Linked DNA regions of Homo sapiens: regions 1 and 3 are each linked to region 2. Evidence: chromatin loops called from intact Hi-C (ENCODE). Cell type or tissue: PC-9. All regions are shown on one strand. Each heading gives the region's core, and the rest is flanking DNA. Links, peaks and the distances in the headings are about the cores only.

What was found. Hi-C counts contacts between places; a loop is a spot of excess contacts. Peaks named below come from ENCODE experiments on the same cell type or tissue, not always from the same donor. Only the 100,000 strongest peaks of a DNase experiment are listed, where the experiment ranks them.
Region 1: it touches region 2 in a loop (4-fold over the local background); 34 of 110 quality-filtered maps call a loop at or near these places.
Region 3: a loop joins it to region 2, with 12 times the contacts of the local background. A loop is called at or near these places in 4 of 110 quality-filtered maps.

What each region holds. Positions count from the first base shown.
Region 1 is chr11:20,334,111-20,342,227 of GRCh38, reverse strand. No RefSeq gene overlaps it. Among named protein-coding and RNA genes, the nearest start is that of HTATIP2, 26 kb to the left of the region's middle. In PC-9, for the core only: a CTCF peak has its summit at 4,487 (motif pointing right); no DNase peak of the experiment used is centred there; H3K27me3 peaks cover 4,127 bases.
Region 2 is chr11:20,129,130-20,137,246 of GRCh38, reverse strand. LOC107984418 (a long non-coding RNA gene) reads left to right here and starts at 4,858. Exons shown (of 3, transcript XR_001748477.2): 1 at 4,858-4,946. It overlaps LOC124902643 (a long non-coding RNA gene), which reads right to left. Exons shown (of 3, transcript XR_007062615.1): 3 at 4,946-6,941. In PC-9, for the core only: CTCF peaks have their summits at 4,446 and 4,649 (motif pointing right); no DNase peak of the experiment used is centred there; H3K4me3 peaks cover 609 bases.
Region 3 is chr11:19,066,685-19,074,801 of GRCh38, reverse strand. No RefSeq gene overlaps it. Among named protein-coding and RNA genes, the nearest start is that of MRGPRX2, 10 kb to the right of the region's middle. In PC-9, for the core only: CTCF peaks have their summits at 3,221 and 3,422 (motif pointing left); DNase peaks (open chromatin) are centred at 2,191 and 3,431; H3K4me3 peaks cover 605 bases.

The DNA.
Region 1 (8,117 bases), core at 2,014-7,013, 200 kb before region 2:
GTGTGTTTCAAGAGACGGAAGCTACTATGTTGCCCAAGCTGGTCTTGAACTCCTGACCTCAAGCCATCCTTCCACCTCAGCCTCCCAAGTAGCTGGGATTTCAGGTATGTGTCACCACACTGGGCTCTATCTGGATATTTTCAAAGCACATCTGAGTGGATAAAATAGACTATTTCCAATTAGGCTTTTTCCTTTTCAGCCTCAGATACTTGCTTTTGGGGGCCCTCGAGTCTCTTGAGAGCAGAGGAGCTGAAGGTTCAAGTGACTGAGGGGCTGGGGTGGAAAAAGGTCTGGCAGAGATGGACAGAAGAATGGAGGAGGTAGGAGCTTGAAGGGGGACATATCAAAGGATTCAGGAAACTGAATGGAAGATTGAAAGTGGCAAAAGGATGAAGGAGGAGCAGAAGCAAAGGGAAGGCAGAAACTTCAGAGGGGCCAGTTTTGGGAGATCTTAAGTTTCCCCAAGGAGCCAATGGAGTTCCAAATTATCCTCAGCAAAATTGTGCCAACAAGAAGGAGGTGGACATCTAGTCAGCAGGGGCTTGAGAAGGGGATTTCAGTTAAGTGAGAAGTTCCCATGGGAGGAGCAGGATTAAACAGAGAAAACAGAGAAGACTTAAACAAAATTGGTTCCATTAGGCCCTGAATATCAGCTTCCAATTAGGCCAATTTCTGACCATAGATCTTTAAAAAAAAAATTCTTTCAAATATCTTATTATCAAGTTTTAGCTGGGACAAACAGTAAATATCTCTGGCAATACTGAACTTCTTTTTAAAATAATTTTTTTGAAACTAAAGGTATCTATTTCAAGTGACTCAAAACAAAAGCCAATAAGCCTTTTATGACTTACAACCAACAAGACTTTTATAGCTTAACCGTGGACGCAAGAGTCATCTTCAAAGAGAGTGCAAAAAAGGCAGCCTTTCAAGATCCAGACCACTCCCAAAGATAGCCACAAGAAAGACAGACTTAGATGGCCCTTCTTGAGGGCTGGCAACAGTCAGTAAGACATTAGCGGAGAATGAGATGCAACCTACATTTCCATCAGGCCATATTCTCAGGGCCAACAACCTGATGGTTGACTGTCTGCACATTTCCCTGGCAGGCAGAAAGCCAAGCCAAGCTCTCAGGATGCAAAATGAGATAACTAGGAAAGCAGTAGCTGTCTCTGGCATGGAAAGAATCAGTAAACAAGATGTACCTCAAAACCAAGTTAGCCAAATGTGCAAGAATCATAATCCAAAGAACTAATGTTTGCAAGTTTTTCTTCTGCAAATATGAATATGGAAAAGAAAAAGTGACAAGGAGAAATTTTTACCTTTGTCTCTTAACTGGGTGCTACAAACAGAGATCTGAGAAAGCTGACTTTGGGAGAATGCTTACCTTTTTCTGGCTTTTGTCAGTTTCCCTGGATCCCATCAGCAGGATCTGAAATGAGTGAGGTGTCCAGCCGTCCCTTTGTGGTCACCAGAAACTGTAGGGGAGGAAAAATTTCTTTTTATCCTTCTAAGTTCTCAGCTGGGGCCTCTGTAACAAAAGGCAGATTAAGAAGAGAAAAGCATACAAATTTATTTAATGTAAATTTTATGTGACAAGGGAGTCTTCACAAGGAAATGAAGATCAGAAGTGGTTAAACCTGAGCGTTTTTTGATTTGTCATTTTAAGACGGAGTCTCGCTCTGTCACTCAGGCTGGAGTGCAGCGGTGCAGTCTCAGCTCACTGCAACCTCCACCTCCCACGTTCAAGTGATTCTCCTGCCTCAGCCTCCTGGAGTAGCTGGGATTACACGCACCTGCCACCATGCGCGGCTAATTTTTTTTTTTTTTTTTGTATTTTTAGTAGAGATGGGGTTTTGCCATGTTGACTGGGCTGGTCTTGAACTCCTGACCTCAAGTGATCCACCCACCTCGGCCTCCCAAAGTGCTGGATTATAGAAGTGAGCCACTGCTCCCGACCAAACCTGAGTGTTTTTATGCTAGGTTTGAAAAGTCATGGAAAGTTAGGAAAGTTGTGGGAAAATGTGATAGGACAAAAGTAACAAACTGGGGGAAATTTAGCAAGACCTGTTCATTCATATTTCTTTTGGTGTCCCTTCATCTTTAGGAATATGGATATTCCTTTCCTCCGGGTATAGAGTAAGGTACCTCTCACCTGAAGGTCTATAACCTGCTTCAGGATAGAAGGGCAAGGGAAAGTCAGAGAGTTCCTCCTACTGTTTCTCAAATTACTTCAGCTTAAAAATATTCAATATGCCAAGCTCCTATATTTTGGGGTAATGTGTCTTTGGGGTAGGCATCCTGAACTCCATTATCTCATGTAAGCCATCATGCCACCTTGGGAAGATCTATCAAGGAGTGAGGGCAGAGCAGAAGTAAAGCGCAGTCAACCAACAGAGAGAGAAATTGGGTCCTAAGGCCTTGTTTGCTATGATTATGCAGGCCGGTAAATTCTTTTCTCATTGCAATCTCTTGCAACAGAAGTAATCCAAACTGACGTGGCAGTTATATTTATTAATTTCTTACTTTGTGTCTATCCCTGTGCTAAGCGCTTTCCATGTCTTATCTGTTTTATCTTCTAACTGTCATAATAGCTCTATTAAGTAGAAATGAGATAGGCACTACTATTTTGGGGAAACTGTAAAAACCATGAAATAACTCATCTGAGAGCACACAATTTGTAAACGGAACAATCAGAATTTGAATCCAGTTTCAGGCTTTTCTTATAAAACTAGTATTCCCAGAAATGACACAACTACTCCCTAATGTAATATACATGCTCTAAAAAATATGACCTTGGTTGGTTGTCGCTCTAGGTAAGAGTAGCACATTTCTATCTATTCAAAGTTTCATTGATTTCTCCTTTCTCTGGGTATTGGTCAGGGTCACCATAGTCGAAGCCACCAAAATTTATCTCTCATTTGCATATTGTGCTATATTACTTGCCAACTGTCTTACTAGAATGAACATTCTATGAAAGCAGGAACATTGTTTTGTTCACCGTTGCATCCCTAACACCTAGAACAGTACCTAATCACCAAGGCATTAAATAATATGTTGCATGAGTGAATGAACAAATGTGGATCAGCTTTCCTTGACTATATTGGACAACTTGGAGAGCAAGAGAATACTTGAGAATGTTACACGCTTGATAATATTGATCGGAATCCTTTTTGTATCTTCCATATCTTCATATTGTAGAGGCTGAATGCACTTGGTCACACATACATACATGCAGGCAGGTATGCACGCATGTTAACAGATAGATACGTCAACTGCACTCTTAAAACTCACTTGTTTCTCTCAGCTTCCACAGCAGGATCTGAGAGCATCTGGTTAGTGCCTTGAAACTGAATGTGAATGTTCCCAAACCCTGTTCTAGGCTCCTTTGCTAAGAGCAAAGCAGGGTCTACATTCTTGGCACTGTTGTGGTGGAACTGGCCCCAGCAGAGGAGCCTGAGAGATCTGAGGTCTCATCCTAGCTTTGCCACTTACTAGCTTTGTGGCCTTAGGCAGAGCCTTTTATGTCATTGTACCTCCATTTCCTTGGGCATAATACAGGAATAATAATTCAGACCCGTTTATCTCCCAGCTTTTTGTGAGAAGCAAATTCTATGGCTATGAGAAGACTGAAAAACCAAACAGGATATTTAAGAGTATAAATTGGATTCATACCATTTCTGGGTAAAAGAGGTTAAAAATCTCATTTTGATGCCTAAATCCCTTATATTTATTGACTGTGTGGGTAGCACAGGATTTGACTGAATGCAAATTGAAAGCAATTTAGCCAAATGATTTGGAAGAAAGAAATCTGGTTGAAATTAGTTGGCTCATAAAACAGATTGGTCAAAATAACAGTTTGATAAAGAAAACTTGATTTTCCCAATTATTGGTTTTACAATAATTGGTTATTTGGTTTTACTTTGATGGGGAAGTCTTTTCCCATCTTTTGATATTATTTTTTGCCTTAAGGAATTTCTTAGACTTTTAAAAATTTTACCTGTTTAAGTCATTTTAAGGACATTTTTGATTTGGGTCTTTCATCAGTTTGGCCATGTATCAAATGTTCCTCTCAGGAGATCTTACTAGCATCCATTAATTATTTATAACTGGGAATTCATAATTGAATAATTAAAAAAATAGATTGCCGGAACACACTCAACTTCTCAGCTTGATAAATGTTGGAGTTTCCCTTTCAAACATTTGGACTCTCGGCAACTGGCTGCTTTTGGGTCCCTTTTACCACTTTTATGCAATTTGCTGTTAAGAGAGAGCAATGAAGGGGAGAAAATCTTGAGTGCAGGGGAGGAAGCAGTCAGGATTCCAGTGTGGACAAAGACACTATTATCGGCTAAGAGCCTTCTAAAACCTCCATTTAAATTTAAAACTAGCGGGCAAACTCAACTGTTGAAGTGGAAGAGGAAAGATTGGGTGGGAGGAAGGCAGTGAGGGGATATGCATCAAGCCGTAAACTCCGTGGAAAGCACAAGAGGGCGGTGTAACGCTAAATATTTCAACACCGACTGCTTGAAATCCTAACACTTGGACCTAAACATTACATTAAAATTCAAAGCCTTGAGATAAGAACTATAGCATCTATTTATGAGGCCATCAACAAAATACTTGCAAGTGGTTTTTTTCAGTGCTTTTACTAGGAAAAATTGAAATATACACACAAGTAGCAAGAGTTGTATATTGAATTCTCACGCCCATCACCCAGACAAAATAATCAGCAAGAGTTCACCACCTGTGCTTCATCTTGCCTTTCTTCTTTTCTCTAACTTTTTTTTGGAAGTATTTTAAAGCAGATCCCAGACAGCATGTTATTTTGTCCCTACCTAGTTCAGTTTGCATTCCTGAAAGGCATGGAGATTTTTCTATTTTACATAAATATAGGCCATTCTCACTCTTGACAAAGTTTCTTGTTATTTTAAAATATCCAATTCATTATCCAATAATTCCAGTTGTCTCTAAAATATTGTTTTCTAGTTTTGTTTGAATCCGTAACCAAACAAGGTCCATAAATTGTATTTGGTTGTTCTATTTCTTGTCTCTTTTAATCTAGATAGAACAATAGTCACCCTTTCCCTTACCCTCATGCTTTTTCTGATGCCACTATACATTCAAGAAAGATCCAGATTCTGGATTTGCCTGTTTGATTCTTCATAATGTTTAGAAGTAACTTTTTATATTTTTTTAAGCAAGAGTAAATAAATGTTGTATTCTTAATAGATCGTTTAGGATTCTTAGAGTATTTGGATTGCAGATCTTGGTTTTATGCTGTGTTACTCTTAAACTCAACAGCACAAACTATGAAGGCAGATAGAACCACGTTTAAATCCCAGCTTGGCTGTTTAATAGCTGAATATTCATCAATCTGAGCCTCAATTTCTTTATTTGTAAAGCAGATGTCTTGGGACATATGATTCTTGGGAAGATTAAATGACAATTTATGGTAAGCTCTTGGGACATAATAGCTGTACCATAATTGATAACTATTATTGATAATTGTTAATTTGATAGTTAATAATTGATAACTATTTGATAATTGATTACTATTATCACCAAACTGTATTTTCATAATGCTTACCATTTCTGAACAAGACAGGTAATACACAATCTGATGACAATAACAGACAGTTCATTTTCATTCTCAAGGGTGAAAAGTGTAATTAGTTTAGGTCTGCCACATTTATTCTCCTGCTGAAAATCATTTAATGACTATGGAAATCAGTATAACTCATTCAAATATAGAAATTAGTGTTCTGTGGAGCCATAGCAAATGAAAATGTCCTGTTATGTGTTAAGATGTTAAAGAAAGATTTATGAGTAGAGACTAGCAAGCCAAGAATTTATAAACCCATTTTTCTTGTCAAATCTCAGTACCTGATCCAATAACAACAGTAACCATAATAATAACAGCCCTTATTTTTCCAATTGACAAGACTGCCAAGCTCTAATTGATGAAAAGAATTCACCTGGTGATCCAACAGTCACCCTGCCATAATGTCAATCATAATAAATTGCAAGGCTGCAGATGAAGCACTCAGAAAATAAATATTGGCTGTTGAGGGTTTAAAGGAAAGAACACCTAGGACTGGAGAGTCACTGATGCTCCCGACTCCACTGGAGATGATTGTGTGAGATGTAACATTTAATACAAGTAGTAGTATTCTGCATGTTCAGAAAAATTTCGATCACCACTATTGGCATGGACTAATTCAGTCTAAAACAAAAATCCATTAGGGAATTGAAAGTAGAAGAACTTAAGTCTATTCTCAAATTGTGTATAAACAGAAAGAGGAGAGTGAAGTTAGCTGCTAATATTTTAAGTGTCTTTTATTGACCTGGAATAGTCTATTTACATACATTTTAAAAATCTTACATTTAAATTAAAATATAGCATTCTGCCTCCTATCCTTTTTGGTACAAATCCAACTACATGTAAATAAATAAAATAAAATGAAAATATACTAATTGCATTTTAAAATAACATGTGCTTATTATGTTAAATAATTGTGTATGCTTATTAAGAAAAAAGTCCAATACACAAGCATTTATTTGAAGGTAATATAATTTGGCAACAGTTTTGTTATTATGCTGATCCAATAAAAAATCAACCCTATAAATGCATGTTACGTTGGAGATGATGATTCACTCTTCCACAGTAACTTTGAAAGTATCTGCTTTAATTAGCACTGCTTATAACAAAAGCATCATTCTGTTTTCTAATGTGCTGTAAAAATGGATATCAAAATTATTCTCTTAAATGTATTGTACTTTTGTAGTGAAATTCATACTGCAAATATCTGACATGCAAGGACTATATATAAAGGACTATAAAATAAAGAACAAAAATGTGTTCCTTATAGGAAAGCTTGATTAGTTTCTACTTTTCTAACTAATGATTTACATCAAACCTACTGCAATCCAAAGAGACAAATGGTAATAAACTGGACAACTGTGGTCAGTGGCCACATAAATAACTTCATCTGCAAACCAAATCCCTCAATTTAAAATTGGATGGCTCTTTCCCTTGAAATTACAAGAAGGAGATCATACCCTTCCAACAAGGCCAACATGAATTCATTTGGTTGTTATTACTGTCTTTCTCCGGGCAACATAAACTGCCAGAGAATATTAGTCCTTTCGTAGTCATGTTTCAAAAGCAGACCTAATTGTTGGTAAAACATGCTAATTGTCAGAAACAGATGCTTGAAGATGGGTATGTCATTTTTGACAATGTAATCAAAGATCTTGTAATGATTATCTGCTCTTGAATTATGGATTCCAGAGTTCCAGAATTTCAGTGTTGGAGGGACCTTCAAGTCTCTTTTAGCTCTTCCTCTAGCGTCTACCCAGATTAAGCTGGAGACTCTTCTGATCTTGTAAAACTCCCCACAGATGAAGATTCTATTCTTTTTTTTTTTTTGTCTTTTTTTTTAAGACAGGGTCTCACTCTGTTGCCCAGGCTGGAGTGCAGTGACATGATCTCAGCTCTCTGTAACCTCCACCTCCCAGGTTCAGGCGACTCGCCTGCTTCAGCCTCCCGAATAGCTGGGACTACAGGCATGCGCCACCACGTCTGACTAATTTTTGTATTTTTAGTAGAGACAGGGGTTTCACTATATTTGCCAGGCTGGTCTCGAACTCTTGACCTCAAGTGATCTGCCCGCCTTGGCCTCCCAAAGTGCTGGGATTTCAGGTGTGAGCCACCGCGCCCAGCCGAAGACTCTATTCTTATCTTACTAATTGATTTCAAGAGTTTACTAACACAGATGTTTAAGTTCTTTCCCAGAGCCCAAAGTGAATCTGATATTTTTGTAGTAGTCTCCACAAACTTCCAAATGTGTACACCATGCTGTTGTAGAAAGAGCACTGAACTTGGAAGCAAAAGACCTGGATTTGACACTTCCTATTTGACCTTTGACAACTCCTTAATCTTTCTTGGGTTCAGTTTCCTTATTGGAACAGTGAAGCTAGTAATTCTTCACTAATCTATCTCAAAGGAAGTTGTGAGAATCAAATGAACAAAGATATGTAAAAACACATAACAATTGTAAAGTTGCAGACTTTTAAGTCTCATGATATTTAGGAAGTATAGAAAGAAGTAAAACTTT
Region 2 (8,117 bases), core at 1,775-6,774:
GCTGGTCTTGAACACCTGACCTCAGGTGATCCACCCACCTCGGCCTCCCAAAGTGCTGGGATTACAGGCATGAGCCACCACACCCGGCCTTATCTTGAAATAGGAGGAGAAACTAACATAGACCAACCTGTCACCAAGTAGCTCACATAGGATGCGAAGGCCCATAGTTAGTGGCATCGTGTCTTCATCAGGGGATCATGCCTGCACCTCAGGTTCTGTGGCACAGCTTATCATGTTCTGCAGGTAGACCATTCCATGCTCAATACTGTAGAGATTTATTTTGTGCTTTCTTACAAACTCTCATAATCAGTCCCTACCACCTTTCAAGGTCAGTTCCCACTGGGAAAAGAAAGGTTTTCTTTTTACATTCTTTCCAAGTTTTCTGCTTGCCAATATTCCTTGGAGCCACAATAGTTCTCCTACCACTTCCAGCTGCCCTAACTTCTTTGCTCATGACCACTCTGGGATCTGGGACCCCATTTCTCGGTAGGATACTGCCATCTCTGTATAGGCATCAGTGGAGGAGTGAAAATGGACCAGGTCATGTTTCTCATACTGCCTTGTTCTGTTATTCTCCTACTCAAACTTCCTTGACATTTTGGCTTTGGAGCTGGTTGCTTTATGGTGGCAAGGTGGCTGCTGCAGCTCCAACCATCACTTCTTCATATGACAGCATCCAAAATGGGAAGCAAAAGGGACAATGGCAAAGGGAACTTCTTGCATGAATCTCTTTTATTTTGGAGGAAAGTCCTTCCCAGAATCCTCCTTATGTCTCTCACTGGACACAACTGGATTCTTGCCATGTATAGGCCAATCACAAGCAATGGAGCTACCATAATCAGACCAATCATGGTTTATTCTCTGTCGCTGGGCACACTGATGCTTGAACAAACCTGGGGTACTCTTACTCAGAAGGGTAGGGTGGCTGTTGTGTAAACAACCACCAGATGCCTCTTCCGAGACATCTAAGATAAATTCTTTAAGCAATTAGCCAATTTTGCTCCTCAAACCCATCCCATCATTTGGCCCCCTTTCAAAAGAGCCTTCTTAAGGCATTAACTGGCTTGAAGCCTTCCATCAACTTTTTGGAAAACTTGACCCCTTTCCCCTAGGGAACATTCTACTTCCAGTTGTATCTCCTTCCCCTCCTGTTTCAATTATTACCCCCACCCAAGCTCACATGGAATGGAAGGTAAAGAAGAGGTGTCCACATGACAAGTGAGGTGGCTGGGTGCTCCGAGTCCAGGGAGACTTTTGATGTCCCAAATTCTTTGTTTTTTTCAGATAGAGTCTCGCTCTATCACCCAGGTTGGAGTGCAGTGGTGTGATCTCGGCTCGCAGCAACTTCTGCCTCCTGGGTTCAAGCTATTTTCCTGCCTCAGCCTCCTGTGTAGCTGGGATTACAGGTGTGTGCCACCACACTTGGCTAATTTTTGTATTTTTGGTAGAGACGGGTTTTCATCATGTTGGCCAGGCTGGTCTTAAACTCCTGATCTCAAGTGATCCACCTGCCTTGGCCTCTCAAAGTGCTGGGATTATAGGCGTGAACCACCGCACCTGGCCTAATGTCCTAAATTCTTCAGTGAAGTCCAGGAAGAGTGCTTCCAAATCTAGTCTTCACAAGTGGGAGTTCATCTCTTCATTCTCCCAACTGTCTTGTTAGCAGATGTTGAATCAAATTTCATCAAGCACACACATACACACACACACACACACACACACACCACACACACACACACACGCCTCTATCCTAATGACAGACACTAATTCTCAGAGGCAGTGAAGTTTAAACTAGTGGTCATTCCAGTTTTATAGCTCACAAGTCAGAAACATAAACAAACTAGTGGTCATAAAGGATAATGTCTCCAGGGGCCAGACAGGTGACAACAATCAGTGAAGGGAGCCTGTACTACTGGAAGCTCTGATGAGCCCAAGGATGCAGGCCCTACTGAATAGGACAATTTCTGCTCATGTTAGCTGACTGTTTTCAGGTTGGAATGAAGACTAGATTGCCTGGATTTTAAGACAATCCAGAAATCTGGAATTTAAGTGCAATTTCCCAATTAAAGAAGTTTGTGAGTAAAAATATCTGTGAGTCATAGCAGGACATTAAGCCACCAGTTTTTAAGCCCTTGTCTAACCCATAATAAGGAAGAGAAATATGTTCTCATTTGGTAATACCTCCTCTCTCATAATGAAATCTCTGTAATATTATGCAGGCCTGTACCGTGCCTTTCCTTCATCTCGCCAACTCTTTTCAAATGGTCCTCTTCATGCCTGCCTGGCAAAAGAAAGTGGCCTGTAGCTGAGCAGTATGGTTTGGCATGGTAGCACCTTTAGCCTTTACTTGTCACAATGACTCACGGGTTTTTGTTTTATTCAATTATCTTATGATACGTAGCCACCGTTGCTCTTGTTGATGCTCAGGTCTTTCAGATCTGGCCAGGGATGCCCCTTGAAGCTGGATCCGGTGTTCTCCACTGTTTTTGTTTGTTTGTTTTTAGCACCTCCATGTTTTCTGATACAAGATGTTCAGCCTTGCCTTGTAATTTTTCTGTCAAATACCTGGAATCAGCCACTTCTCTAAGAAGTTCAGGTTTTTAAAATTAGAGAATGGCATTTAGAACTCATGGTGTGGTGGCTGCGATCATTTGTACTATAATATCATTGCTTCTATGCTCTTTCAGGGAACAGATTTATAGCTATCATCTCTCTATCTATCTTTCTGGAGCAAGAGGGAGGTCTTACTAGTAATCTTTAATTTAATACAGCAATGTGGTGTTCTTCCTTTGTTCTCATTCCATATGTTTTCTCCCTTCTCTCTTAGTGAATGAGAATTATTATTCCCCCAAACAATATATTTGCTTTAACATTCCTTAGTCACAAATAGTGCTGGAATTACTACATCAATACCACGACCATCAACACATCTACAAAGCAAAGCACAAGATTATATTCCATTAAAATTATATTCCACTAAATTATTAAAGTTCAATTTGATATACAGTTAGGTCTTTTTTCTGTTGATGTTGACGTTTAAGATATCTTTCCATCCTTGCTGATTAACTTTATTTTCCATGTGCATTCTGTAGAGTTCCCCCTCTGAACTTCCTTGCACTCAACTTCCCTTCATCTCACTCCCTCCTCAACCCCTCTTTCTTTTTCTGCCAGACTGAGTCCTTTAAACTTCTGAGCTTCCTTCTACCTCTCCCTTTCTTTGTTCGCTGTCCTTATTGCATTTCCCCATAGGAGCCTAGTTCTGTTCTAGGGACTAGATCTGTATCATGGAGTGAGCCATGCCTCCAGCTCTCATTTCATGTGGAAGAGATGCAGGGCCACAGCCATCACAGCAGACTGGGGGGCACTCTGTAACAGGGAAGCACAGGACTGCTGGGAGAACAGAGGGGACACTTCTCACCCCATGGTTGGGGAGGGGGGGGCTTGCACTCCTTAGCTGGCTCTCACGCTATAGGAAGAAGAGATATTTCCTTGAGTTTTTCCTTTCATGAAGCACCATTAATAATACTGTCGCCATAGAGTCGCTGAGAGGATTAAATGAGATAGTACACGTTAATTGCTTAGCACAGTGCCTGGCACAGGAAAGGAGTGTTGCACAGGTTGGGTATTACTATGTTATTAGTTCTTCGAATAAGCTTTCTACCCCTTGCTCTTGCTCAGCTCCCACTGTTTTGGTTTTTTTTTTTTTTTTTTTTTTTTTGAGACAGGGTCTCACTCTGTCATGCATGCTGGAGTGCAGTGGCATGATCACGGCTCACTGCAACCTTCATCTCTCAGGCTCAAGCGGTCTTCTAGCCTCAGCCTCCTGAGTAGCTGGGACTACAGGTGCACATCATTGTGCCCAGCTAATATTTTTTTAATTTTTAGTAGAGACGAGGTCTCACTATGTTGTCCAGGCTGGTCTCGAACTCCTGGCCTCAAGCAGTCCTCCCACCTCTGCCTCCCAAAGTGCTGGGATTGCAGGCATGAGCCACATGCTCGGCCTCAGCTCCCTCTTGAACACCAACAATTCCTAGATTTGGTCTTTTGAATTACTTTTGTAGATCTTAGATTTGGTGTTTTGAGTTACTTTTGTAGATCTTGTTGGCGGTCTTCATTCCTTTCAGTTATTTTTTTCCTTTTTTTCCCTCTGGCTGTATTTTCAAATAGCCAGTCTTCAAGCTCACTGATACTTTCCTCTGTTTGGTTCCCTCTGCTGTTGAGAGTCTATCGAGTTCATCAGCAAATGAACTTCAGCGATTCAGCAAATGAACTTCTCAGTTTCAAGATTTGCTTGATTTTTAAAATTACTTTAATATTTTGTTAACTTTGATAAGTTTCTGAAATGCGCTTGTGTGCTATCTCGGAGATCACTGAGTTTCCTTAAAACTGCTATTTTGAATTCTTGGTCAGGGAGCTCACCAATCGCCATGTCGTTAGGCCCAGTCACTGGATTTTTGCTTTGTCCTTTTGCGTAGGTCATGGTCTCCTGCTTGCTGGTGTTTTTGTGGGTATACGCCTGTGTCTTTGCAATGAAGGATTATTTATTCCAGTTTTCTCTGTCTGGCTTGTTTGGGTTTCTGTGGGACATCCTTGCCTAGCGAAGCTTCGCGGCCAGGTCGCTTCCTCTTTTTTGGCTCTAGGTGGCGCCCTAAGCCCAGGTTCGCCTCGTCTCCAATAAAAGGTGGGAGCACGGCCTGTCCCAAACAGGGGAGGTTTCAAAAGGGTTATCCTGGCAGTGTGGGAAGGCTGGCTAGGGGTTTGCGCACAGGGCATCAGAGGAACGTACCTTCTACAGCATGGTGCTGCGGAACAGCCGCTCCAATGCGGCGTCTCCTTTGGCCGAGTTACAGGGCAGAGTTTCCGGGCTGGGGTTGGCCCTCGCCTCCCTTTGTCTCCGACTGTGCTCAGGGATGCCGCTCCCTTCAGTCACAGCCACACCTACTGCGGTAAGGCAAGGACCAGGTCTCCTGCCAGGGGACCCGCGAAGGTGGGGGAGTTGGCGCACCCCCTTAGTTTCAATCGTTCCAGTGTAGAAACCGTGCGTTGGGGAGAGATTCCGCAGGATCGGTGCCAGGCCGAATGTGGATGGGCGGAGGTGTCCTGAACACGGAGGTTCCCTTCCCTCACCATCTGCCCGAGGTTTTCCTCTTTTCTGTGGCCCTGGAACAGTCTCATCCTCAGACTGGAGCTCTGGGTTGCTGCTGGTGTGGATCTGGGCGCTGGGTATTTGTTTCTGGTTGTCGGAGGGAGGGGTATTGGAAGCAGCTTGCCTGACGCTGCCATTTCGGGACTGGAACTCTCCACGCTGCGAGTATTGCTGCACGGTGCGTCACGCCCTCCATGGAGCCACACATGCCGCGGTGCGGTTCCAGGAAGAGCTCCGACGGCATGATTTTGGGTCTTCCCTCAACTACTCAGAACGTATCCCACATCGGTGTCGATACGCACGTGTATTCAATTTTGCCGACGCCACAACCATTCTTGCTTCTGGTAACGCTCTTCAGTTTTTCTTTAGCAACCCTGCCCCCCGCTTCTGGGTCCGTGTGGTCTGGGTGTAGCTGATGATCCCCGTACCCCAGCTCAACGAATGGGCACGGAACCCAGGCACACGAATCCACACCAGGACCCACTACGTAATAATCTGCAGGACCCGGTGCAGATGAAAATGCAGGGCTCCTTGTTCGAAAAGTATGAAGAATGACAAAGCTTTGCCCAGAGGTTCATGCCTGTAATCCCAGCACCTTGGGAGGCTGAGGTGGGAGGATGGCTTGAGCCCAGGACTTTGAGGCTGCAGTGAGCCGAGATTGGGCCATTGCACTGAAGCCTGGGTGACAGAGAATGAGAAACTTTCTCTTTTTCTTTTCTTTCTGAGACAAAGTCTCACTTTGTCACCCAGGCTGGAGTGCAGTGGCATGATCTCAGCTCACTGCAACCTCCACCTCCCAGGTTCAAATGATTCTCCTGCCTCAGCCTCCTGAGTAGCTGGAATTACAGGTGGCTGCCAACATGTCCAGCTAATTTTTTTTTTATTTTTTTTTATTTTTAGTAGAGACAGGGTTTCATTGCGTTGGCCAGGCTAGTCTCGAACTCCTGACCTCAGGTGATCCACCCGCTTTGGCCTCCCAAAGTGCTGGGATTACAGGTGTCAGCCACCATGCCTAGCCCCTTTCTCTTAAAAAATAAAAGGAAGAAGAAGTGTTCCACTGAAAAAGTGACCAGAGCCAAGAGGCTCAGAAACTGTAACTGAACCCAAAAAACCCTCCAAGCCTCTGCATCGCAGTGGTGCCTGAGGCAGGTCCAGCGCTCACTTGAGATACAGAGCAAAGAAAAGTCAAGGAAGCAAGGGGATGGGTCAGCAGTGAGGGAGGGCTCACTGATGTGTTGCCTTTGCTTCACACCTGACTGTCCTGAGCCCACAGATGGGAAGTGAGTCCCCACAGGGAATGCAGCAACTTCATGGAAATGAGCCCGCAGATGGGAAATGAGTCCCTACAGGGAATGCAGCAAGTTCATGGAAATGTCTAAACTGAAACCCAGGTCCCCTAGCCGCAATCCAATCACAGGAAACTACATTGGTCTTTACTAGACAGGAGGCCAGAAATAAATTCCAGCCTGGCAAGATCTGGGGCAACTGCTATGGTTTGAATGTGTCCCTCAAAGTCTGTGTATTGGAAATGCAATCCCCAAGGCAACAGTGCTGGGAGGTGGGACCTTGGAGAGGTGATTAGGTCATGATGGCTCTGCCCTCACGAGTGGCTTAATGCTGTTATTGAAGGAGTGGGTTGTGGGTTAGTTTTTGCAAAAGTGGGTCCCTTGTAAAAGGATGAGTTCAGTCGCCTCACCCCTTTCTCTCTCTCTTACCTTTCTGCCTTCTGCCATGGGATGATGCGGCAAGAAGGTCCTTGCCCAGAGTTCAGGCGCCTTGACCATAGACTTCTCACCTTCCACAAAAAATAAATATCTGTTCATTATAAATTACCCAGTCTCAGGTATTCTGTTATTGCAGCATAAAACAAAGACAGTGACCTTTTAAAAACAGCTGTGATAACGATTGCTGTTCAGTTAGGAAGAGTGGACAGTGGCTGCTAATGTCAGGGTTCAGAAAACGATATCCCAAAGTATGGTGTCTTGGCATGCTGAGTGCTTTGAACTGAATGACACTGAAAGGGTTTCATAAACAAAGTCTTTTTCTGTCCTTTTTCCTTTTTCTTCTGCTAACCTTTCTCCTCCAAGTCAGGCCATAAAAACTAGAATTCCTTTTCCCCAAAGCCAGCCATAAAACCTAGAAACACGACTTTAACTTTCCCCTGCCTTTCTGTGTAAGAGCTGGCCATAAAGAAATTCTCTGACCTACCTTGTCTGATAGCAGATAATAAGACCCTTATTCCAGAAGGGACCTTGCCCCATACCAGGGAGGAAGGAACGGCACACAGAGAGGCCAAGAAGAATCTGAAGTCGGGCCTTGCTAGGTTTCCCCACTCCGCCTATTAGCATTAGATCATACCCTTTCTGTCCAATCATCCAATCACATTTCTACATGGCTGTGCATTCTTCATGGGGTCTAAGGCTAAAAACAGACAGTTTTCTCTTGAGTTTTTAGGTCTTTATTCTGAAAGCTCCTGTGTCACATAAAACTTTAAGTCAATTTGTTATGCTTTTCTCTTGTTGTCTTTTGTTATAGGAGTGTCATTCGTGAGTCTTATGATGGGTGAAGAAAGGTATCATACCTTTCCACCCCTACACTGAGAAGGACACTTATAGCATCACCTGCAGGTTAATATTGTCATGTCTATTTTACAGATTTGCAAGCTGAGCTCAGAGAGAGCTGCACCATTTGCCCAGGGTCACAGCTTGCAAACAGTGGAGCCCTGATTTGACTCTAGAGTCTGGGGCCTAACTGCTCCCCTAGTTGCCTGGGAAGGGAAGTTAGAGCACCTGGATTCTTATTCTGGCAGCATCATTAGCTCAGGGTCCATTCTGAGACAGTTTCCCTTCCTAAGTGTCACTATACCTTCTGGGCCTCACCTGCAAGGCCAAGGCAGAATGCCAGTGGGGTCATGGATGTGAATGCATAGTCAGCAGTGGCTGGTAGGGATGCAGGCTGGTATAGGAGCAAG
Region 3 (8,117 bases), core at 1,031-6,030, 1.1 Mb after region 2:
TCTGAAAAAGGGGGATGATAATGATACCACTTCATATGATTGTACCAAACAGTAAATGAGTTAATAAATGTAAAGTGCTTACAACAGTGCCTGACACAAAGCAAGTGCTATCAAAAAGATCAACATTGTTATAATAACTATTATTATTGTTGTTACTCTCGCTAGGGCTGAGCACTAGAAGAGGGAGACGGGGCTTCCTGTAGCTCCGAGTCTGCTAAGCAGGAGCCTGATTTGCCATGGACAGGAGTTGACTTCAGTCCTCAGGCTTGTGGGGTGGGGGCAGGGAGGACAGGAGCTACCATTTATTGAAGGCACAGAATCAAAGAATTCTCAAAACACCTTAGGGAGAAGATACTCTTGGTATCAAAGTGGTGCCATTGGTCTGGGGCAATAACCGAGGTTCATTGCCTCATTCCAAGGAAATCGAGGACATGGACACAAACGAGGAGTGAGTTTAAGAGCAGAGGTTTAATAGGTGAAAGAAAGAGAAAAGAGAAAAACTCTCTCCTGCAGAGAGAGGGGCTCCGGACTGGATCTTCCAGTTCCACGGTGAAATGCATGGAGGCGTTTTGTAGATGAGCTTGAGGAGGCAGTGTCTGATTGACATAGGGCATGAGAGATTGGTCAAACCAGGTGTGCTGTTTGCATAGCATGCAAAGAAGCTGGTCATCCCACCCTAATCTTTTATTATGCAGATGGGGTCTCTACCTGGCCGGTGCCATGTTGCCTGCTTTTTACTGCACATGTGGTGACAAAGGAAAGGGAAGAGGGAACCTCCGTGTTGAATATACCTGGCTTCCAGATATCGCTTTTCTATTGCCACAGCTGCCAGTATTTACCTATGTGAGCTTTTAGCTTGCTTATCTATGCTTGCAGCTTGATTTTTCAGGTTGCTTTTTCTTAGAAAAGAAACAAGTTAGGGGCTGCTTTTTATTAAAAGGAAACCTTACTGAGGACTCTCTTACCCTCACTATCTGCCTAAATAATTTCTTTCTAGTTCCTGTATCACTATCACCTTTTTAGAGATGAGGAAACCAAGGCTTCAGGGGGTTACAGGAGTCATCTGAGGTCATGTAGCCTGGAGTGTCTGAACCAGGGTTGCCCCTAGGCCCAGTGAGTGTGGCCCTGGTCCCTGTCGCCACCCTGCAAAAGGAAGGAAAGGGTAGTGCATATCCCTGTGGTTCCCAGAATGTCCTAGGGGAAGAAGGAAACTGCAAAGATGTACCTCTCAGCCCTTTGTGCCTGCTGGAAAATGCTGCAGGCAATATCCTATCAGGGTCCTGAGGGGAAGGTGGTGCTCTGGGCACTGCTTCCCTGACCTATATCCAGGAGGCTGGGCTCTGGGTGAGGTAGGTGGGGATGGGAATCTGTTGGGAAGAGCACTGGGCCAGGAGTCAGGAGCTGAATTTCAGACCTCACCCAGTGTGCCAGTTCCAGCACCTAAAACAAGGCCTATCAAGTAGCAAGGAGTGCACAATCAATATTCATTGAAGAAATGGATGAGTGAATCCATGAATGAATAACATAGGCCCTGCTCTCAGGGAGCTTTCAGCCTAGAGGAGCAGAGGAGACAGGTGCAGCAGCTACAGAGTTCAGATGAGGGGAGTGCCCTAGGACCTGGGTTATACCCCAAAACGGGAGCCTTCTGGGGCCTAACAGGTAAAGGGGACTACAGAAGGCAAAGAGGAGAGAGGAGTGCAGAGCACAGAGGCCTGCGGAGCATGGGCTTGGAGGCTGAGTAGGTTAGCACTTGAGAGGGATGTGAGAAACGGCTCACACTGTTCGGATCCTTATATTCTGGAACACATCCTGCCCCGACAAGTCCTTCCCTTCACTCTCTCAAAGCATAACTCCAAACTGTGCAGTTATCTGTGGATTGGGGTAAGCTTGGCTCCCCCACACTGATTTTCTAAATTTGGGCTGGACACAGGAGCTGGTTTGACACAGAGGCCCCACAGGTCTCCTCCATCCAACAAGCAAAGCCTGGGACCAGCCCAACCTTCAGGGAGTCGCCCTCAGCCTCCTGAGCTATAGGCCTTCACTGCACCCAAGTCTTCACTGACGCAGACCTCCACACTATGCCCTCCTCCCTGGCTGCCCAACCCTCCACCGTGGGGTCAGACACACCCTGCCCACCCCTGGCAGCTGGTCCCTACAGCCTCTCCCTGGCCCGCCCTGGCCAAACACTGGCAGAGGGAAGCCTGGGAAAACCAGACAGGCAGGACTTGCCAGATGGCAGCCAGGCCTGAAGGAACCTGGGGAGAAGAGGGTGACGTGAAGGTCACTGGGGCTCCCTGAAAGTCAGAAAGACATGGAGATCAGTTGTTGTTACTGAGACGTAATGGGCAGTAAGACTTACTCTTTTGTTTCCCAACAAATGACAGAATTATACCAGAAGTAATAACCCTTTCCATCTCTATAGGGCTATCGAGTCTCCAGCCCATGTTCACATGAGGTATCCGCTCTAACAGAGGAGCAGGAACAGAAGGGAACCTGGGGCGTACCTCCCTCCATCGCATAGCAGCAGGTGCAGGCACCGTGTCTTTGCCCAGTGCTTCCATCTGCTGTCCTCAGGCTATTGCCCTGCCCCAAAGCCTAACGTGGCAGACACGTGCTGAGCAGTTTCAGCTGGCCTTGGGGATTGGGATTTTAGGAGCAAGCTTCAGAAACCCTGTGGAAGACTGGGAAAGTCGGTGAAATAATAAAGATGGTCCTGACGATGACAGAGGGCACATTCTGATGTCACACGGCTTTAAGCATGTGCTAAGCACTCACATGTGCACCTTGAATACCTCACAACAGCCATCTTACTGATGGGGAAGCCAAGGACTGACTAGTAAGGTTAAGCAACATGACAGTAAGATTAAATTAGTAGTCCTAACCTGGATTCACAGACTTAGTAGATCGGGATTTGAGACCAGCATTTCAGTGGTTGATTAATAGACACTCGCAGGAGCTGCTGTACATGCTGCCATCCATGAATGCTCAGGTTGCAAAAATTACATGGGTCCCCTTCATTGCTCTACTTTAAATTGGGATGGATAATCTTGGCTACTCGGGAGGCTGGGGTGGGAGGACGGCTTGAGCCCGGGAGTTTGGAGATGCGAGCTATGATCCTGCCACTCCACTTCAGCCTGGGTGCAGGGGGAAACTTTGTCAAAAAAAAAAAAAAAAAAAAAAATAGAAAGGAAAAGAAAAGAAAATTGGCGTGGGTAAGTAGACAGTGAGTAGAGACCGGTTCCCAAACTTCACAGGGCATTCGTCTCACTTGGATTCATCTTCCTGTTCCCTCCCTCTGTCCTCACCCTCCCTCCCTATTCCCTCTTGCGCGCAGGCACACACACCACGCACAAACACACATCGGCTTGAGATCCCAAACTTTTTCCAGCAATGTCATTGACATGGGCCCCCTGCTGGCCAGTCAAGGGTTACCGCATACTAACAAAGCAATGATCCTTGACTACCACCTAGTGACGTAATGTGGTAACATTACATTTCTTTTCTATCCCTTCACAATCTGATGTGGTATTAAATATTTCGGCAACCGGAAGCCAAAATGTTAAGAGCTTGCTCTTTGTGCTCCCTGCTTCAGAATCCCTTAAAAAATTCCTCATTAAAGTATATAACAGTAAAATTTTGATGAAGTTGAAACTCTAAATTTAACTCAAAACTTGGCAGTGAAATTTGAATTAGAATAACAGGGGTACTATTTATCAAGCATCTATCAGCTAGGCATTGTACCAGTTGCTTTATATTGCTTAATTTACAATTTAATTTGATACTTCTATGAGGCATATCTTATATGTATTTAACAGATTTCAAAATTGGGGCTCTGAGAGAGAAAATAGCTTATTCAATATCAAACAGTTATTATGCAGAAGACTCAGGACTAACCAATACCGTCATTTATGAAGCATGCAAAAGTTAACCAAATGACTCTCAAAACACCCTTGGAGAACTACAGGATTAGTCCTATTTTAGGAATGAGGAATAGAGATCCAGGAAAGTTAAGGAGCTTCTTAAAGTTCACACAATGAGTATTGCAAAAAGTTAAGTGTCAGACTTCACTCCTCAGGAAGTGGAGTCTTTGCTGTGCTGCTCCTTGCCCCCCAGGGCCAAGACAACAGTTGTGCTCTGACATTTTAGGGTCCTCGCTGCCATTGTACCTGGCCTCACAGAGTCTAAAATATACCCCACCATCTCCAAGGTCTAGAGTCACCACATGGTTCCTCATCCCTGACACCTGAGTTGCCACCAAGCCCTATTGGCTCAGGGTCCTGAATTGCAGCCATATTCTGCTCCCCAGGCCCAAACCTCCAGAGCACTCCTTCTTCTCCTGAGTCAGACCAGTTCTTTGCCCTGGCCCCTAGAAGTAGAATTGCAGCTACAACCCAGCCCCTGAGCCCAAACTGCTAAAGGTGCCTCAGAGTCCCAGATCACGGCTCTCTGGACAACCTACATCCAATAAACACAGAGAGCAAACCTGCACCACAAGATCCAGGTGCCACAATAGGTTTGTGATACACTGAGCCTAGGACCCCAACCCCACAAATGCTCTAAGCACCTTCACCTGGAACCTAGTACCACTGCAGCTGCATGTAGGCCATGTCCGACCTGATACCGAGAAGGATTTTCTCAGCTAAGTCTCCACACTGTGGGGGAAATAAGAATAAGAGGACCCCAAAAGCCCTCGCTCATGAAGACTTTAACAACCTCCACCACTACTGCCACCGCCACAAACTTCTACAACCTAAGTCATTGAGGCACCCACAGTTATTCAGTGAGCCAACAAATGAGGAAGCTGCATAGAGATTATATCACTCAACTTACCCAAAAACAGAGTTGTCCTCACCAACCAGCACACCAAGACCAAACTGCAGGTGAAAGTCTTTCTCTGCAAAGATGATTCTAGAAAGTTTGGAAGAGGTAAATGTTCCATCAGATGCACAGATACAAGAAACATCATGCAGAGACAGAAGAAACATAAACAAGCAAGGAAATACGACACCACTAAAGGAATACAATAACCCTCTAGTAACAGACTCTGCTAAAAATGAAATTTAAAAATTTCTGGAAAAGGAGTTCAAAATAATGATTTTAAGGAAACTCAATGAGATACAAAAAATACAGATAGACAATTTAACAAAATCAGGAAAACAATTCATGATATGAATGAGAAATTTAACAGAAGGTGGATTTTTTAAAAAAATAAACAAACCCTGAAGCTGAAGAATTCAATGAATAAAATAAATAATACAATAGAGAGATTCAACAATAGACTTGATCAAGCAGAAGAAAGAACTCTAAATTCAAAGACAGATCATTTGAAATTATCCAGTCTGAGAAAAAAAAAAGAATGAAAAATAGTGAAGAAAGCCTATAAGACTTATGGGACACCATTAAGTGAACAAATATTCATAGTGTGGCGCTGGAAACACTGGATATCCACATGCAGTAGAATTAAACTAGATCCCTATCTCTTATATACAAAAGTCAACTCTGAATGAATTAATGACTGAAATATAAGACCTTAAACTATGAAACTATTGGAAGAAAACAAAAACATTGTATCAGAACATTGGTGTGGGCAAAGACTTTGTGAAGAGGACCTCAAAAGCACATGGATCAAAAGCAAAACTAGACAAATAGGATTGTATCAAACTAAAAAATTCCTGCACAGTGAAAGAAACAATCATCAGAGTGAAGAGACAACTAGCAGAATGAGAGAAAACATTTGCAAACTATTTATTCAACAAGGGATTACTATCTGGAATATACAAGGAACTCAAACAACTCAAAAGCAAAAACCAACCAAACAAACAAAAAAACCCACCAACAATCCAATTTAAAAATGAGCAAATGAGCTAAATAAACGTCTCTTAAAATAATACATAGGAATAGACAACAGGTATATGAAAAAAATGCTCAAAATCACTAATCATCAGAGAAATGCAAATCAAAACTACAATGAGATATCATATTAATACAGTTAGAATGATTGTTATCAAGAAGACAAAAAGTAAATAAATGCTGGTGGGGATGCAGAGAAAGGGAACTCCTATACACAGTTGGTGGGAATGCAAATTAGTGCAGCCATTATGGAAAACAGTACGGTGCTTCCTCAGAAAGCTACAAATCGAACTACCACATGATCCAGCAATCCCACTACTGGATATATATCTGAAGGGAAGGAAATCAATATGTTGACGAGATGTCTGCACTCTCATGCTTATTGCAGCACTATTCACAATAGTCAAGATATGGACTCAACCTGTGTCCATCAACAGATGAATGGATAAAGACAATGTGGTACATATACACAAGGGAGTACTATTCAGCCACAAAAAAGAAAGAATCTTGTCATTTGCAGCAACGTGAATGAGTCTGGAGGACATTATTTTAAGTGGAATAATTCAGGCACAAAAGGACAGATACCACATGTTCTCACACATGTGAAAGCTGAAAAAGTTGATGTCATAGAAATAGAGAGTAGAATAGAGGTTACTAGAAGCTGGGAAGGATGGACAGATGGATAGCCTAATTTTGGCTAACAGATACAAAATTACAGCTAGATAGGAGAAATAAGTTGTAGAGTCCTAGGGCAATGTAGGGTGATTATAATTAATGACAATTTACTGTATATTTTTAAATAGCTAGAAGAGTATATTTTGAATATTCCCAACACAAAGAAATGATAAATGTTTGTGGTGATGGATATGTTAAGGAACCCAATTTGATCATTATACATTGTATACATATATTGAAATATCACATTGTAAGCCATGGAGAGGGGCCTAGGTTGATGACTTCATCATAGTTATGAAAACTCTGGAAGCCACTAAGGATCTAAAAGATGAGAGTCATCCTGGAATCCAAGTTTGGCCTCAGAGAGAGGCCTATTTGAGCTCTCTACTCTCTTTGGTACTTGGAGGAGAGAAACCTCCATAGGCACCAGAGTTCTCTTAGTTTCAGATTCATCACAACTGTAAGGCATCCCATTTTACAGATGGGGAACTGAGATCAAAAGAGTTGCCATTTATGTTGGAGATCCCACAATCAGTAATTATCAAATTAGAAATAAACCACATATTATAAAACAATATCAATTGTGTATTTTGTATGCATATACTAAAGTATTTATGCAGTTGTTTCCATGTGGAAGTATAACCAGTGATTTATGTTTTCATCTATATTCTATATCTTGTACATTCAGCAGCCTGATAAGACTTTTCTGAAGCACAGACGTGATCAATTCATTTCCTAAATGGTTATCCTTTCTTCTCAGAAGGAGATTCTCATTTCGTATTATGGCTACAAGCTTAAAAGGAATGAAAGAGTTTAGAACAACTCATGGTGGAAAGTCTAACAGGAAAATGTCATGAAAATGCAGGACTTCAAAAGACCGAACCTTTAGTGTATTCTCATTCATGAGAAATACAACTGCCAAGAAACTGCCTGATGCACACTTGGCTCTGGGGAAAACAAAAACAAAAACAACAACAACAACATCAAAAGACAAAACAAAACCAAAACAAAAAGCTCTTCTTGAGAATTTATAACCATAAATCAGTATCACATTGTGATCCAAATTCATACAACCTGTGGTCTTCCTAAAATTTCAAATGACAAATGAGGTTTCTGAGGACAACCTGATACATGAAAGCACATTGGGAAGTTCCTCCAGTCAATTAGAAAAAGAAAACAGAAGACCTCTCTAAAAGAACTCAACTACAATTCAGGCCTTAAAGAATTTCCACAAATAAGCTCCCAAGGCAAGTGGCAACTCACAGTCAAAAATCACAAACAAATCACATGAAAGTGCCAGAAGAAATTACAGACAGTAAAGTCACACACACATAGACTTTAGCACTAGAATTATCAGATAATTATAATATTGCCATGCTTAATAGGATTAAAGACATAAAAGAAAGAATTGACAACACAAGTCAGCATCAAGAAATGAAAAAATGACTATGAAAGTAGAAAAACAAAATATCAAATAGATTAACCTTAAATGTAAATGGGCTAAATGTCCCAATTAAAACATATAGACTGCCAAATTGGATAAAGAGTCAAGACCCATTGGTGTGCTGTATTCAGGAGACCCATCTCATGTG